Linked DNA regions of Homo sapiens: region 1 is linked to region 2. A link is an interaction called in ENCODE POLR2A ChIA-PET data of the cell type or tissue named here. Cell type or tissue: Caco-2. All regions are shown on one strand. Links, peaks and the distances in the headings refer to the core of each region. The heading gives the core; the rest is flanking DNA.

Evidence for each region. Peaks named below come from ENCODE experiments on the same cell type or tissue, not always from the same donor. Only the 100,000 strongest peaks of a DNase experiment are listed, where the experiment ranks them.
Region 1: POLR2A ChIA-PET joins it to region 2 with 14 read pairs; 7 of 35 experiments call an interaction of 5 or more read pairs at or near these places.

Annotation. Positions count from the first base shown.
Region 1 is chr7:135,648,751-135,657,030 of GRCh38, reverse strand. It overlaps NUP205 (nucleoporin 205), which reads right to left. Exons shown (of 43, transcript NM_015135.3): 43 at 8,278-8,280. It also overlaps the pseudogene LOC124901801 and the pseudogene LOC101027084. Among named protein-coding and RNA genes, the nearest start is that of STMP1, 9.6 kb to the left of the region's middle. In Caco-2, for the core only: no CTCF peak of the experiment used is centred there; no DNase peak of the experiment used is centred there.
Region 2 is chr7:135,747,391-135,755,670 of GRCh38, reverse strand. It overlaps FAM180A (family with sequence similarity 180 member A), which reads left to right and starts at 6,858. Exons shown (of 4, transcript NM_205855.4): 1 at 6,858-7,166. The coding sequence starts at 7,091. RefSeq lists enhancers at 941-1,856, 1,857-2,772. In Caco-2, for the core only: no CTCF peak of the experiment used is centred there; no DNase peak of the experiment used is centred there.

The DNA.
Region 1 (8,280 bases), core at 1,467-6,466, 98 kb after region 2:
ACTTGAGTCCAGGAGTGTGAGACCAGCCTAGGCAACATGGTGGAACCCCATCTCTACAAAAAAATACGAAAATCACCTGGCTGTGATGATGTGCGCCTGTAGTCCAGCTACTTGGGGGTGCTGAAGCAGGAGGATCGCTTGAACCCGGAAGGTCAAGGCTGCAGTGAGCTGTGACTGCACCACTGCATGCCAGCCTGGGTGACAAAGTGAGACCCTGTCTCAAAAAAAATAAAATAAAATAAAATTTAAACAGCTTGATAACATACTGTGTTGGAAGAAGTAGGGGAACAGGCACAGTTTACACAACATTGAGGGGAGAATGATTTGTTAAAACTTTCATGGAGGCAGTTTGGCCAGAACTATAATTTTAAATAAGCATAACTTTTTCCTAGCAATTGCTGAAATTATGCTCAAAAACATTCATTGTAGAAAAAGGTTGGAAACAATGTTAACCAATAAATTAACGATTAAAATCATGCTATATATCTACATTGAAATACTTGTGCACGAGAAAAGAGCTTTATGTGTTGATATGGAAATATCCTCAAGTGAAAAAAGCAAGGTGTTGGTATGCTACCATTTGAGGCATTGACAAAAATATCAGTGGGAAGGAATGTGCTATTCAATAAATCATAAAATTATCCATATGGAAAAAAGTAAACGTAGATTATACCATTCACAAATATCAATGCCAGAGAAATTAATGACCTAAGGAGGAGGCAACATTTTTAAATGCCAAAAGAAAATACAGAAGAGTATCTTTATGATTTCAAGTGGGAGAAAATTTTTAGATAAAGAGCACATACCATCAAGGAAAAGATTTGACACATTAAAATGTAAACAAGTATACCATAAAAAAGTTGAAAAGATAATCCAACAGACTGGTTGTCTGAAAAGAGAAAACTGAAAAAAATTGAAGCCATTCTGAATGGCTTCAATTCAGCCATGTGTAATTAAGCAATTACATATAAATTCAGGATGTGTAATTACCTCATACACATCAAAAAGAAAAAACCCAATAGAAAAAAAAATGGGTAAAGCCTTTTGAAGGGGGGAAAGAATGGTACACAAAATATGCAAATCAATTGAGATAATATTTTATACCCATTAGATTGGCAAAATTAAAAAGCATGACAACTGGGCCGGGCGCGGTGGCTCACGCCTGTAACCCCAGCACTTTGGGAGACCGAGGTGGGTGGTTCCCGAGGTCAAGAGATCAAGACCATCCTGGCCAACATGGTGAAACCCTGTCTCTACTAAAAATACAAAAATTAGCTGGGCGTGGTGGCATGTGCCTATAGTCCCAGCTACCCGGGAGGCTGAGGCGGGAGAATCGCTTGAACCCGAGAGATGGAGGTTGCAGTGAGCCGATATCGTGCCACTGCACTCCAGCCTGGGCAACAGAGCGAGACTGCATCTTAAAAAAAAAAAAAGGCCGGGGGCCCATCCCGGTTGCAAGGTTTTTTAAGAACAAGATATTTGAAGTATCCCTCCATGGATCACTTGTTATAATGGGAAACACATATTTTACAACAAAGATGTGTGTCAAATACCACCTTAACCAAGTGGTCAAGCTTAATATAATTGGACACACTGATATGCACCTCCTCCTGATGTGATACACTGAAGGCACATATCAGCTGTACAAGTGTGGTATTCTGGCCACAACTGTTTAACCTGTTTAAAAGAAAACAAATTGTAGGACCTTTTCCAAAACAGCTAAAAAATGTCAGTTATAAAAGCCTCCCATCCTCCGAAAAGCCAGGGAACTGTTTTAGAATAAAAATTGACTAAAGAGATAACTAAATATTGGGCCAGGTGTGGTGGCTCACACCTGTAATCCTAGCACTTTGGGAAGCCGAGGTGGGCAGATCACTTGAGGCCAGGGGTTCGAGAGCAGACTGGCCAACACAGTGAAACCCTGTCTCTAAAAAAAAAAAAAAATTACAAAAATAGGCTGGGCATGGTGGTGCACGCCTGTAATCCCAGCTACTCAGGAGGCTGAGGCACGAGAATCACTTGAACACGGAAAGCAAAGGTGGCAGTGAGCCAAGATCGAGCCACTGTACTCCAGCCTGGACAACAGAGTGAGACTCTGTCTCAAAAAATAAAAAAAAGGGATAACTAAATATAATGTGGTTTTTTTTTTTGTTTGTTTGTTTGTTTTTTTGAGACGGAGTCTTGCTCTGTCGCCCAGGCTGGAGTGCAGTGGCGCGATCTCGGCTCACTGCAAGCTCCGCCTCCCGGGTTCACGCCATTCTCCTGCCTCAGCCTCCCGAGTAGCTGGGACCACAGACCCCTGCCACCACGCCGGGCTAATTTTTTGTATTTTTAGTAGAGACGGGGTTATCACCGTGTTAGCCAGGATGGTCTCGATCTCCTGACCTCGTGAACCGCCCGCCTCGGCCTCCCAAAGTGCTGGGATTACAGGCGTGAGCCACCGCGCCCGGCCAATGTGTGATTCTTAATTGGATCCCGGGTTAAAAAAAAAAAAAAAAGTTATAAAGTGCATTTTTGGGACAATTGAGGAAATTTTAATGGACAGATTAGATATTTTTATTGTATTTTATTGTCAAATTTCTTGGATATGATAATGGTGTTGTGGTTAGGAAGGAAAATATCCTTGTTCTTACTTGTTAAAATATTTAGCAAGTAAGTGTCATCATATTTAGTAAGTGTCATAGTGTCTACAATTTAGGGAAGAAAACTAGCATATATATATATACACACACACAAAAAAAGCAAATGTGCAAACTGTTGACAACTGGCGAATCTAGGTGAAAACTGTATGGGTTCATGGTACCTTTCTTCCAACTCTTTTGAAGATTTAAAATTGTTCAAAATAATTGGGAAGGCCGGGTGCTGTGATCCCAGCAGTTTAGGAGGTGGAGGCAGGCAGATCACCTGAGGTCAAGGAGTTGGAGAACAGCCTGGCAAAGAAGGTGAAACCTCATCTCTACTAAAAATACAAAAACTAGCCGATCATAGTGGCGAGCACCTGTAATCTCTGCTACTTGGAAGGCTGAGGTAGGAGAATCACTTGAACCCGGGAGGCGGAGGTTGTAGTGATCTCAGACTGTGCCACTGCACTCTAGCGTGGGCGACAGAGCAAGACTTAGTCTCAAAAAATAAATAAATAAATAAATAAATAAATAAATAAATAAAGTTGAGAAAACACTAGACAAATATTTAGAAAAGATTATGTTGTATATTAACAGCTGTTACAGCCCAGATTAAGTTCAGACATAATTTCTATATTACTAACTGACCAAAACTACAGTAGTAATGACTAGGAAGAGAGTATGTACCTCTTTTTGATTTTCTAACCCACCAAACTGATTCACTCAGTAAAAATGCCATATTTAAATCCTGCATTTATTTAAAATTTAAATGTAGCTTTTCAAAACAAACTATCCAACACTGGTTTTATCCTCTCTGCTTGCTTCGGTGAAGAGTGCGTGCTGCACCTGGCGCCCTCTCTCCATGCCCCAGGTAACAGAATGCAGAGGTCAGGCTGAATGTCAGCCTCTCCCCGCTGTGTCACACAAACATTTCTGGTCAGCAGTATGATGCAGCTGCAGGCCTGCCCGCCTCTCCCTCCCACACACTTCTCCACTGCCCCCGATTCTGATCCACAGTCAGTGGTAATTTGGGACAAAATGATAAGAAAACAATATGAAACACAGTAAATCCAAAATCTTTATTTTTTTAAGACTATAGTCTTGTAGTCTGATAGTAAAGGGAGGAAGCCTTAACTTGCAAGGATATGTACAACATACTTTTTATTTCTATGGAATGGAATCAAACCCAGACAGAGACTACAGAATATATACTAGAAATTAGCAAATGCCAGGAACGGAGCAGGAAAAAGACAAATGAGGCCTAAACACACAAAACCCTTCACTGGGATCTGTTGACTGCAGCCAGAACCAGGGCTGGATCACACAATGGAGGCAGGTACCAGGGCCGCAGGAAGGGAAGTAGCTGGGGCAGGGAAAGGCCCACACTGGGATACCGGTTTAGCACCAGGTAAATCACTCTTGGTATTTATATACAAAATCAGTTGGCTCTATTTCTTAGACATACACACAGAAAGCAAGATTTGATCATTACTTTATGAATCTGTCACTTTGCAATACCGGTATTATCAAGAAATAGGGACAACTCACTCAGATTCAAATTTCAGTAGCAGGAAATAAATATCGAAACACCATCATTGGCCCTCAGTACAAAACCTCTACATCACCCAATATTGCCCTCCCTACCCAACCCCAAAGGACCACTCCCTGGTGGCTGCGACTTCACTGCTGCCATCTCCAATACATACCACAGGTGTCATGCAGCCCTCCTTAAGGCTGGCACCGTAGGCTTAAACAATTGGCTGAGAAGCAGGAGAGAAACACGCCAAAGGTTCTGTGCTGCAAACACGACCCCTCTTTTTTTTACACCACAAACTTCTTTAAGGATCTGGTCACTCAATTGGAGGGATAAATAGCTTTTTAGAAAAAGAGAAGAAAGTCTTTAAAAAGGAGAAAGTGTAAATCTGATTACTCCAAACCAGTCATCTTTTTTTTTTTTTTTTTTTTTTTTGAGATAGAGTCTCGCTCTGTCACCCCGGCTGGAGTGCAGTGGCACAATCTCAACTCACTGCAACCTCCGCCTCCCGGGTTCAGGCGATTCCCCTGCCTCAGCCTCCTGAGTAGTTGGGACTACAGGCACGTACCACCACGCCCGGGTAACTTTTGCATTTTTCAGTAGAGACAGGGTTTTGCCATGTTGGCCAGGCTGGTTTTGAACTCCTGACCTCAGGTGATCCGCCCGCCTCTGTCTCCCAAAGTGCTGGGATTACAGGCGTGAGCCACCATGCCCGGCCCAGTCATCTTCTTAAAGTCATCTTCTTAAGAGCAGTTCACAGATTCTCAAAGTCTGTTAAACAGAGGTGAGCATGGACCTGGAGGCAGCCTGGGTGGGGCAGGTGTCCTCCAGGCATGTGCCTGGGCAGGGCTGCAGGAGCTGGTGGAGTGGGCAGGATACTGTGCTCAGAGGTCAGGCTGGCCATCTGTCCTCCACAGAAAAAGCTGCCAAGCTAGGGTGTTTTGGTCTAAAAATTCTTGGTGGAGACAGGGAATCCCTGAAGGGAACACTTTTTTTTTTTTTTAAGTTATAGTAGAAATGGGGAAGGAGGACAAGAGCTTTTTTGGGGGGGTGGGGTAGGGAGGGGGCTGGAGTGCAGTGGTGCCATCTAGGCTCACCGCAACCTCCATATCCTGGGCTCAAGCAATTATCCTGCCTCAGCCTCCGGAGTAGCCAGGATTACAGGCGTGCACCACCACGCCAGGCTAATTTTTGTAATTTTAGTAGAGACAGGGTTTCACCATGTTGGCCAGGCTGGTCTCGAACTCCTGACTTCAACTGATCTGCCCGCCTCAGCCTCCCAAAGTGCTGGGATTACAGGCGTGAGCCACTGTGCCAGGCCCCAAGAGCTTTTACATAAAAATTTAAAAAACAATTTTTAAGGGAGAAAGAGAAAAATAGTCTCTCAAATGGTTCTGAGGAAACGGAAAGGAGGATGATGGAGACAGTGTTTATTGCTGGCCTGCCCTGAGTAACTCAGCTGGCCTCCATCTGGAGTTTCTTCCTACTTCAGGCCTCTTCAGGCTCCAACTCTGAGCTGCAGTCGGAGCCCCCATCAAAGGCAGAGGTGGTGCTGCCCTTGGCATTGGTGTAGAGGATGCTGTCTGAGGAGGGATAGTTGGCCTGTGGCTGGGCACTTGACCTCCCCTTCGGTGCACGGACTTCCTCCTTCAGAAGAGCATTCTGCCGCTGAGGTCATCAATATCTCAGTGGCGTGTGGTTTTTCCCTTCGCATATGCTGGATATACTCTATGGCCTTCTCTCCTTGGAGTGTTGGGACTGCGTCCCACAAACTGGAGGCTGCCTTTGATGTGGTCCCTACGATTTCATTCCAGTGCATTATGATGGGCCCATTCGTCAGCCGCAGATTGAAATCTCTGTTGTTGCTTGTCACTCTCCACCCCGACGTCATCATTATCACTCACTTCCTACAACCCAGGGAGCAGCCACTGCAGCAGCAGTAGTCGGGGAGGCGGAGGGATAGAGGAATCTGAGGAAGTCACTGACAAGAAGCAGAGTTCCCCTGCCTACACACACACACTCACTTGCTCTCACTCACATAAAACACAGGCAAGAACCACCTCCTCACTCCTAAAATCCCAGTTCAAAATTTAGCTATATGTCTTGTCTGTTAAGAAGGCTTCATACTTCAGAAGTTTATAAAATGCTTTGATTTCACGCCTAGGCTCTTTGCTAATCATTTCTAGGTTCATACCTGTGCTCCAGATGACAGAGATAACCATATGCCTGACCAGTGGAGCACTATGCACTGTAACTACATTTTGGATCCATTTATTTATTCTTTCACATCCAGGACTTTTATTTATTAACAGAATGTTTTCCAGCTAATGTTTATATCTGGTGGGCGGTAAATTAATTACAAAATATAACACTGACAAAGCCTTTATATTTTTCTTTTTTTAAACCTGACAGCATAACTTCCTCTAAGATAAAGATGTTTTAAAGATGCTTGAAGGCCAGATGCAGTGGCTCATGCCTGTAATCCCAGCACTTTGGGAGGCTGAGGCAGGCAGATCCCTTGAGGCCAGGAGTTTGAGACCAGCCTGGCCAACATGGTGAAACCCCGTCTCTACTAAAAATACATTAGCTGGGCATGGTAGCACACGCCTGTAATCTAGCTACTCGGGAGGCGCAGGCAGGAAAGTCACTTGAGTCCGGGAGGTGGAGGTTGCAGTGAGCCACGATCATGCCACTGCACTCCAGCCTGGGTGACAGAGTAAGACCCTATCACCAAAAAAAAAAAAAAAAAAAAAACCACAAAACCCAAAAACCAACGCTTGGAAGCCATAGAAGTTTTATTGTAAGCATTTAAAAACAACAACAACAACACTAGGCTGGGCGCGGAGACTCACGCCTGTAATCCCAGCACTTTGGGAGGCCAAGGTGAGCGAATCACAAGGTCAGGAGATTGAGACCATCCTGGCCAACATGGTGAAACCCCGTGTCTACTAAAAATACAAAAATTAGCTGGGTGTGGTGGCGCACACCTGGAGTCCCAGCTACTCGGGAGGCTGAGGCAGAAGAATCGCTTGAACCTGGAAGGCAGAGGTTGTGCTGAATCGAGATCATGCCACTGTACTCCAGCCTGGTGACAGAGCAAGACTCTTTCTCAAAAACAAAACAAAAAACAAAACAAAACAAAAAAACACTATGACACTATAGAATAATTATCAATTTTATTCTATAGTGTTATAGCGTTTATTCTGTTACTAAATGAAAGCAAAGACTTCCTCTCAGCAGTCTCTCCTATGTATTAGGCTGAAGTAATTGCTGTCTGGAAAAGGAAATTTGCAGTTTCGGATGATGTAGTTACTTGAACATGAAAACAACTGGGTAAGAAATAGAGTGGTGATCATGTAAATGTTTTGTCCTAGTGATAGCCATCATATTAATTATATGAGAAATATTGGCAGATGATTAATTTGAGAAATTTCACAATCATTTCTAAGGAACAAACACAAATTACTGTAGAGTCAGCTCTCCATATCCCCACGTTCAAAATCTGCAGATTCAACCAACCACAGATCACAAATATTTGGGGGGGAAAAAACCAGTGTAACAGCAAAAAATAATACAAATTTAAAAACGTAGTATTAACCACTATTTATATAGAATTCATATTATATTAGGTATTGTAAGTAATCTAGAAATGATTTAAAGTATACAAGAAGATGTATCTATATTATATGCAAACACAATGCCATTTTATATAAGGAACATGCATGCCAAAACATAGGTTTTGGTATCCGTGGGAGCCCTAGAACCAGTAATCACCAGATACCAAGGGACAATTGTATTGTCAACTTACGTGCAGAAAAGAAAAAAACAAAAAAAAGGAAAACCTAAATAATTTTAGGAAAAAGCTTGACTTTTTCAGACATTTTCACAGTATTGAGTACACTATTCTATAAGAGCATGGCTATATTTTAGTAACCCTGAATATTGTTAATAGTGTAATGTAGCTACAAAGGGTGAAAAAATTAGAATTTTCAGACTATGCCTTTAATCTGGCATTCAGAATAATATCTCTATGGGAAAATCACCACTGTTGAAGGTTTATTTGTTAGATTCCTGATAATGCTGATCAAAAGATAAAAGATCAAAAGATTAACCATACATTTGTTT
Region 2 (8,280 bases), core at 2,095-7,094:
TTGATCTGGCGCAGAACATGCTATACACAGTGGACTCCACGTTGCAGGTGGATGTTCTGGCCCGGCCTGGCAGAGGCGCGCACGTATCACCGAGTCGTATGCTGGCAACCCTTGAGGGCCAGATGACTTCTCTGCTTTGGAGGCTGGCACTTCATAATTACAGCTGTGTTTGTGTTGTCATACCCAATTACCTCACTTACAGCCTTAAAATAGAATCCAGCCAAAGGTGCTGGCTGCACAGACAAAAAGGGAGGCTTCACAGGACTCAGAACCTGGGGACTGAGCCAGAGGGGAGGGCTTGAAGCTGGACACAAACGTCCTAACGCTTAAAAACCCAGGACTCCTTTCCCTCTCCTCATGAGGGAAACAGAACAGTGCCGCAAGACTGTAAATGAATGAATAGGAGCATGATGGAGACAGAACTCCAAGTCAATCTTGTTTCTAGTTTGGAAACATTCATTTACCCATGAATGAAGTCAACCAAAGAGGGGATCTTAGGTGTCTTGTTAGCTAAGGGAGAAAACCCAGAAGAGTTCTGTCACTGTGTCCGTATGTCCCTCCAATGATGGGAATACCCCAATCCACAAGTGACTCTTCTCTCCAAAAAGAATTTCTGCCATCTGCCATCCCCACAGCTGCAGGCCACAGCAGAGAACCCAATGCAGAAGAGATCCCTCCAATTACAGAGCAAGAGCCATTCCCCAGGCAGGTAGGGAGAGAACAGCAGCTTATATCCGAGGGCAAAGAGGAAGCAAACCTCTGTAGAAACCAAGTCGTAGCAATGCCCAGCACTCGCCTCGCTCTCAAGCTTTCTCCACAGAAACCATAAGGCCCTGCTCCTGAGCTCTCCAACTAGGCTGGGGATACCCCTAAAATTTATTTATTTATTTTTTGAGACAGTCTCACTCTGTCTCTCAGGCTTGAATGCAGTGGTGGGAACAGAGCTCACTGCAGCCTTGATCTCCCAGGCTTAAGTGATCCTCCCCATTCAGCCTTCCAAGTTGCTGGAACCACAGGCCTATGCCACCACACCCTGCTAAATTTTTTTATGTTTTGTAGAGAAGAGGTCTCACCATGTTGCCCAAGCTGGTCTCAAACTCCTGGGCTCAAGCAATCCTCCCGCCTTGGCCTCCCAAAGTGCTAGGATTGTAGGCATGAGCCACCGCCCCTGGCCAGACCTTCTTGTCTGCTCCCTCTCTCCTACCCCATCTCCTGCTCTCAGACATCTGCACATTTCTGATTTTATGTCCTCAATCTTTCTTAAATCCGTGCCTCCTCTCCTTACCACTGGCTCCTGCCCTGATTCAGGTCTTTATTATCTGTCCCTAGAGCTTGGCAGCTTCTTGACTGGTCTCCAACCCTGTCAAATCCACCCTCCACGGCACAGCCAACCATAAAGCCAAGCACCCCACCCACCTGCTGGGACCCTCCAGGACTCCCAGTGACCAGTAGAGTGCAGTGCACATTGTAGCCCATGACTCTCCACCAGGCCTTCCTGTCCCACCAGACAGCCTCCCACTGCTTCCTGCTCCTACTTGATCTTCCAGTAAGGCTAAATGGCATGAGGTTCTGCACCTACATCAAGTTGTCTCTCCCCTCATGCTGTTTTTCAGGTTGTCCGCTCCCTCACCATTCCTTCTCCCACAACCTAGTTAAATCCAATGCATCTCTAAACACTTAATTCAGATTTCAACCCCTCCAAGAAGCCTTCCCCGACACCTCTCTCCCTCTCACTTTCTACATGAGAATCCTCCAGCGTTAAATGTAACATCATGTGCTCTGGATATCTGCAGCGGAGTCTATTGCCGCCATTGTTATGAAGATTCTTGACAGCAGGGGATCTGTCTTATTTGATGTGGTGTATACCTGCTGCTGGGACAGAGGAGATTTTCAAAACCTAGATGAATGAATGCATGAATGAATGAGTGAAGGACAAACAAAAGGGTATTGACTGAGCCACTTTTGTGATTCTGCCTCAGAGAGAGCAGAATCTTCCCCCGCATTACCATGAGAAGGGCCCAGACCAGAATTCCCTCCAATGCATTGCACTTCCCATGTCTAGAAGCCACAGCCACTTTATTGGTTTTCTTGTTTTTTTTGTTTGTTTGTTCTTTGTTGTGGTGGTGGTTTTTTGTTTGTTTGTTTGTTTTTGAGATGGAGTTTTGCTCTTGTTGCCCAGGCTGGAGTGCGCTGACGCGATCTTGGCTCACTACAATCTGCGCCCCCGGGTTCACGCGATTCCCCTGCCTCAGCCTCTCAAGTAGCTGGGGTTACAGGTGCCCGCCACCATGCCTGGCTAATTTTTTGTATTTTTGGTAGAGACGGGGTTGCACCATGTTGGCCAGGCTGGTCTTGAACTCCCGACCTCAGGAGTCTTGAACTCCCGCCCTGGCCTCCCAAATTGCTGGGATTACAGGTGTGAGTCACTGTGCCCGGCCTGGTTTTCTCATTTTCATCTCAGCCCCTGCTAGGCAGCATATGGAAGTGTCTACCATACAGTAGTTGTGTGACCCTCGTTACTTATCCTTTCTAAGCTTCAGGTTGCCATATGTTAAATGGACCCTATTTTAGTATCTACCGAATAGAACTCCTGGGAAAACTGAATGACATAAAATGAGATGTGTAGTCAGAACTCAGTAAATGGTAGATGTAACTAAGCTGGAAAATTGACTAAGAAATACAGGTAGGCGGGCCGGGCATGGTGGCTCATGCCTGTAATCCCAGCACTTTGGGAGGCTGGGGCGGGTGGATCACGAGGTCAGGAGATCGAGACCATCCTGGCTAACAAGGTGAAACCCCGTCTCTACTAAAAAATACCAAAAAAAATTAGCCAGGCGGGGTGGCGGGTGCCTGTAGTCCCAGCTACTTAGGAGGCTGAGGCAGGAGAATGGCGTGAACCCAGGAGGCAGAGCTTGCAGTGAGCAGAGATCGCACCACTGCACTCCAGCCTGGATGACAGAGTGAGACTCTGTCTCAAAAAAAACAGAAATACAGGTAGGCGTAGTGGGAGTTCAGAGTGAAGATGTATTGGACAACTATTGCCTTCAGTAGAACACCTCCCCCTAAAGTATTCCTTACATAATCAATAGCTCTCAGAAGCTCCACTGTCATGATTTTACTGTGCTCTGCTACAAAAGGCAGTGTTATTCATTTCCTTACCAGTCTCAACCAGTGCACTCAGGATCGTAGCGGGAACAAGGAAAACATGGGGAGAGAAAAAAATCAGTACTGTATACTAGGCCAGGCCTTCCCGAGACTTCAATCAGGCCCCTTGAGAAGCTGTAGATGTTCGCCTCCTGGTGCCAAGGTGTAGTGGTGAGAGAGAAGGCCTGACTCATCATCTTAGGAAATGAAATTAGTTACAAACACATTCATTCCCAGCCCAAGTCCAAAAGCTAATCCTCACCCCAGTTTAGTAATTAGCAGGTGACAATTTGGAGATTTGAGCCTACAGATTCGAAAAGTCTGGGACTGGAGGCCAAAATGGTGATTTCTGGTCCTGGATTCCCCATGGCCTGGCAAGCCACGTCCATCGTCCTCACTCACAAGAGTGTCGGCAGGACAGCAGGGAGGCCTGAGTCTTCTTGGCTTCAGCATCAATCAACAAGTATTCAATGGGCAACTGCAGGGTGCTTGCTACCCCGTGCTAGGTCCTTTGGGCAATCCTTGCAGATTTACAAAGTACAAAAAGAAAACATTACACCAGAAGCAAAGATAGTTAGAGCCAGTAAGACTAATCTGATGAGTAGAGGCCATTGTGTGTTGGAGCCAGCTCTTACGGACTTCCTGAGAGCCGATTGTTAATATTTCAGAAACTTTGCAAGCCACTTGTTAAAGTATCAGTAGCTTGAAATCAGCCATGAGTATTTTCACCAGGGGAATTGGCAGGCACTACAAATGAAAGTTTCTCCCCACCCCTCTAGAACTGGTTTACCAGCACTCCAATAAGGAGTTCCTAAAATATAAGGCTTTAAGGCAAGCGAGGGGAGTGGTTTTGCATGCGGGCTCTGAAATCACATAGATTTCTCTGAGCCTGTTTCTTCATGTGTATAGAGCTCACATATATTCAATGCTTACTATGTACCGGATATTATTCTCAACATTTATACGTATTAATGCATTGATACGAGTTAGTGGGTGCAGCGCACCAGCATGGCACATGTATACATATGTAACTAACCTGCACATTGTGAACGTGTACCCTAAAACTTAAAGTATAATAATTAAAAAAAAAAGAAATTACAAGTTAAAGTGCTGCAGCATAAAGAAGAAAAATAATCATTTATGCCATTTTTAATACAGAACCTATTTCCAAATCAAAACCCTTTACACTTGGAATATTGTCAAATCTCAAATTTTTACCTGGCTGAGATCTACGACCACCTTTTGAAACAGAGACAGTGTAGGTATGATTACTCCCTGTATACTCAAGGGTTAGGAAAATGGAAAAGAACCGTGAGCCCCTCAAGAATGGTGGCTTTTCTTATTGGAATGAAGTAAATAAAATAAATTCATCAGCAATGCATTTAATTTCTCTCTTAGCAATTAATTGTGTATCTACATTGAATGATAACTGTGTAAACAGTCAAGATATGCATGTGGCAAATGAAAAATAAAGCAAAATGTTTTATCTTAAAAAAAAATGCATTGATTCCTTGAAACAACCCTATGAGAGGAAATTATTATTGTCCCCATTCTATAGATGAAGAAAATCAAGCCCAAGAGAGATGAGGGAACTCCACCAATATCACACAGCTAGTCAGTGGCACAGCTGGGATACAAAGACAGGCATCTTGCCCCAGAGCCTGCCCTCTCACCTTCTAGCTCTGCACTGCCCGATACAGGAGCCACTGGCTGCATGGAGCTATCAGGTACTTGAAACAGGGCTGGTGTGACTTGAGAAGTGCTATAAGTGTGAAATACACATTAGATTTCAAAGACCTCATGTAAATATTATATATATATATATAAAATATCTTGCTAATACTATATCACTTACTTGTAGAAATGATAATATCTTGGATATATTGAATTAAATGAAAGATATTATTACTATTCATTGCACTTGTTTCTTTTTACTTTTTCTATTTTTTATTTTTTTGAGATGGAGTTTCACTCGTGTTGCCCAGGCTAGAGTGCAGTGGCACCATCTCGCCTCACCACAACCTTCACCTCGCAGGCTCAAGAGACTCTCCTGCCTCAGCCTCTCGAGTAGCTGGGATTACAGGTGTGCACCACCATGCCCGGCTAATTTTTGTATTTTTAGGAGAGACGAGGTTTTGCCATGTTGGCCAGGCTGGTCACGAACTCCTGACCTCAGGTGATCCGCCTGCCTCGGCCTCCCAAAGTGCTAGGATTACAGGCGTGAGCCACTGCACCCAGCCTCTTTTTACTTTTTTTTAGTATGAGTTGTAGAAAATGTTAAGTGACGTTTGTGATTCACGTTACATTTCTGTTGGAGAGTGCTGCTGGCTAGTGCCCTAACCTCCTAGTTCGGTGGATGCATTAAATCAGTTAATGCAAGGAGGGCACCTAGCACGCTGTCTGAAGCAAATTAAGCACCTAATAGCTATTATTAATATTAGTGAGCGTACTGGTTTTCAAATGTTGTAGTCTAGTATTTTTTCCCCCAAAAAAACTGGTTGTTTTTTTTTTAATTTTTTTAAGAGGAAAGTTCTTACTCTGTCACCCAGGCTGGAGTAGAGTGTTGTGATCATAGCTCACTGCAGCCTTGAACTCCTGGGCCTAAACAATCCTTCTGCCTCAGCCACCTGAGTGACTAGGACTACAGGCACATGCCACCACGCCCAGCTAATTTTTTAATTTTTTGTAGAGACAGGGTCTATTTTCTCTAGGTTGGTCTTGAACTTCTGGCCTCAAGCAATTCCCCCACTTCGGCCTCCCAAAGTGTTGGGATTACAGGCGTGAACCACCATGCCCGGCTCCCAAACAACTTCTTATAGCAGATAAAAGAGGAGCTTTTGCAGTAGAGTAGAGCTTTGAGGAGCCCTCTTGGGGAGCCCATTCACCCTGGGCACCACCTCCACAAACTGGAAAACCCACAGGATGACATAATCTTTAAGTGTCCTTCAAGCTTTAGCATTCCCTATCATTTCAGAGAAGTTGAGGAAGTGATTGGGAAAGAATTAAGGTGTCTATGGCAGTATATTACAACGACTATGGAAAAACACTCCCATTTTGCTTGGGAAAATCAAAGTGGCTTGGCCCCAGGTCTAGGCACAGCCCAGAAATGGGAGCATCACCAATGTGAGTTGTGGGGCTTGGCCCCAGGTCTAGGCACAGCCCAGAAATGGGAGCATCACCAATGTGAGTTGGGGGTCCCCGTGGGCTCCTGGATCATTACCTACGCACGTTCACACAGACAATACCGATGCACCATGTCACCTCTCCACTTCGGCTCGGTCACAACCTGCCAACTCCCCACCCACCCAGAACCTGGGCAGACCAGACACAGGCTCTAGGCGCCAATGTCCTAGTCTAGCTCCAGGGCCAGGCAACAGTGACACTCAGCCCAGGCACCACAATGATTTTGCTGTCCTGAAGGCAACTTAGGCTCAACCAGCCCTGGTGTCTGCCAGGCAGGCTCCCAACTCTGCCTCCAGCCCTCGCCCCTGGCTCTGGTATCGTATGTGTGGACGGGGAGAGCAGCCAACTCTTCGCCGGGCTCTCTAACAAGTTCCGCGGGTCTGTTTGTTAAAGAAAAATTCCAGTGGGTGCATCCAACACATGGAACTCAAGTACAGAAATTATATTTATCCGCCCCACTGCCAAGGAGATCACATGCCCCGTGAGTCACTCCAGATGTGCTCAAAAACAGAGTCTCTCTGTGGAAGGCCAGTTCCCCAATCCCAGAGAGCGTCAAATGAAGAGAGGTACCGACTCCTGTCCCACCCAGGACGCAGCCTTCAGCCTCCAGCCTTCTGAGGCAGAGTAGGCATTTCTGCACGTCTGCAAAAGGAAGGGAGGGAAGCACTCCATCATCTCACTGGGAAGAACGGCACGGGCATACCTGCAGCTACTGGGGTTCCACTGGGCTTGAGGGTCGATTTTTCACCTTTTGAAGGACAAGATGCATTGGAAGATGTTGCTGCTTCTGCTGTTGTATTACAATGCTGAGGCTTCTATGTGCCACAGGTGGAGCAGGGGTGAGTTGCTTTTTATTCATTTGTTTGTTTGATGCTCATTATACTTTCTTCAATGCAATTCAAAATTTGGAGGGAAGGACATTAGAAGCCCCGCACTCTCCTTTTGTCTAATCTCTGTCAATTCCTTGATGCTTCTTGACGTGTTCCCCCTTCTTAGAGGGTGATGGGGAAATGACACTGGAAAAAATCAAAGCTCCTGAGGGAATTAGGTTGAGGTGGAGAACCCAGAGAGTACCCCTTTCTGGCATCCCAGAGAGAACTCATTTCTGCTTCATAGAAAGTAGAACTCATTTCTTCGACTGCCCCCACCACCTGCAGCAGTTGGGCCAGACCGTCTGGAGAGCAGGTGCTGAGACCTGCTGCTAAAATGATGGAGTGATGGGCACTGGGATGCCAAAGGCCTGCTCCCTGGGGGAACCAGAGCAGAAGCTCTGCAGAACGTTGCCTCCTCACCGGGAGGGGATGCATCTCTGCAGCCAGAGGTGGGCAGGTGAGGAGAGCAACCCTTCAACCTCCACTGCACCCACCAGCTCCGCCACCTCCTCACAAAGGAAGGGGCCCCAGCAAAGGCTGTTCTCTTATCACTGACTTCCTCCCCCTCAGGATGTAGTTCCTCCTAGCTGGATGGCATCTTTTCTCCATTTCCCTGGGAGTGGCTCTGCTTGGTAGACACTGGGAGCACCTCGAGCCAGAGTTTATCACTGTTAGGAAAGGAGGGACCCACGGCACTGCCCACTCTTCACCAATATGAACGGAAATCTTTCCACTGCCTAAAGTCAACTGAGTTCACTCTCCTAGAAAGAACCGCAAGAAGAACAGGCTCCTTCAAGTCAGGCCAGTAGGTGTTTCTAGAGATGCAAAATTGGAAGGCAACTGGCATGGTGGCATGGATGCGCCTCCTGCTTGCTTCTCAAGGACAGTGTCAGGGAAGGAAGGAGTGGCCGGAGTGGGGATAGAGCAGCGCGAGAGAAGGATCTGAAATGGGAGGGAGGCAAAAGCTACTGTACTTATGCTGGGTTTTATTTCCTCATGGTTAAACGTGACATTAGGGACTTACATCTCTAACAGGGATATAAGTCTTTTGAGCTGAGCTGTGAAGTGATCGTTGCCCAGA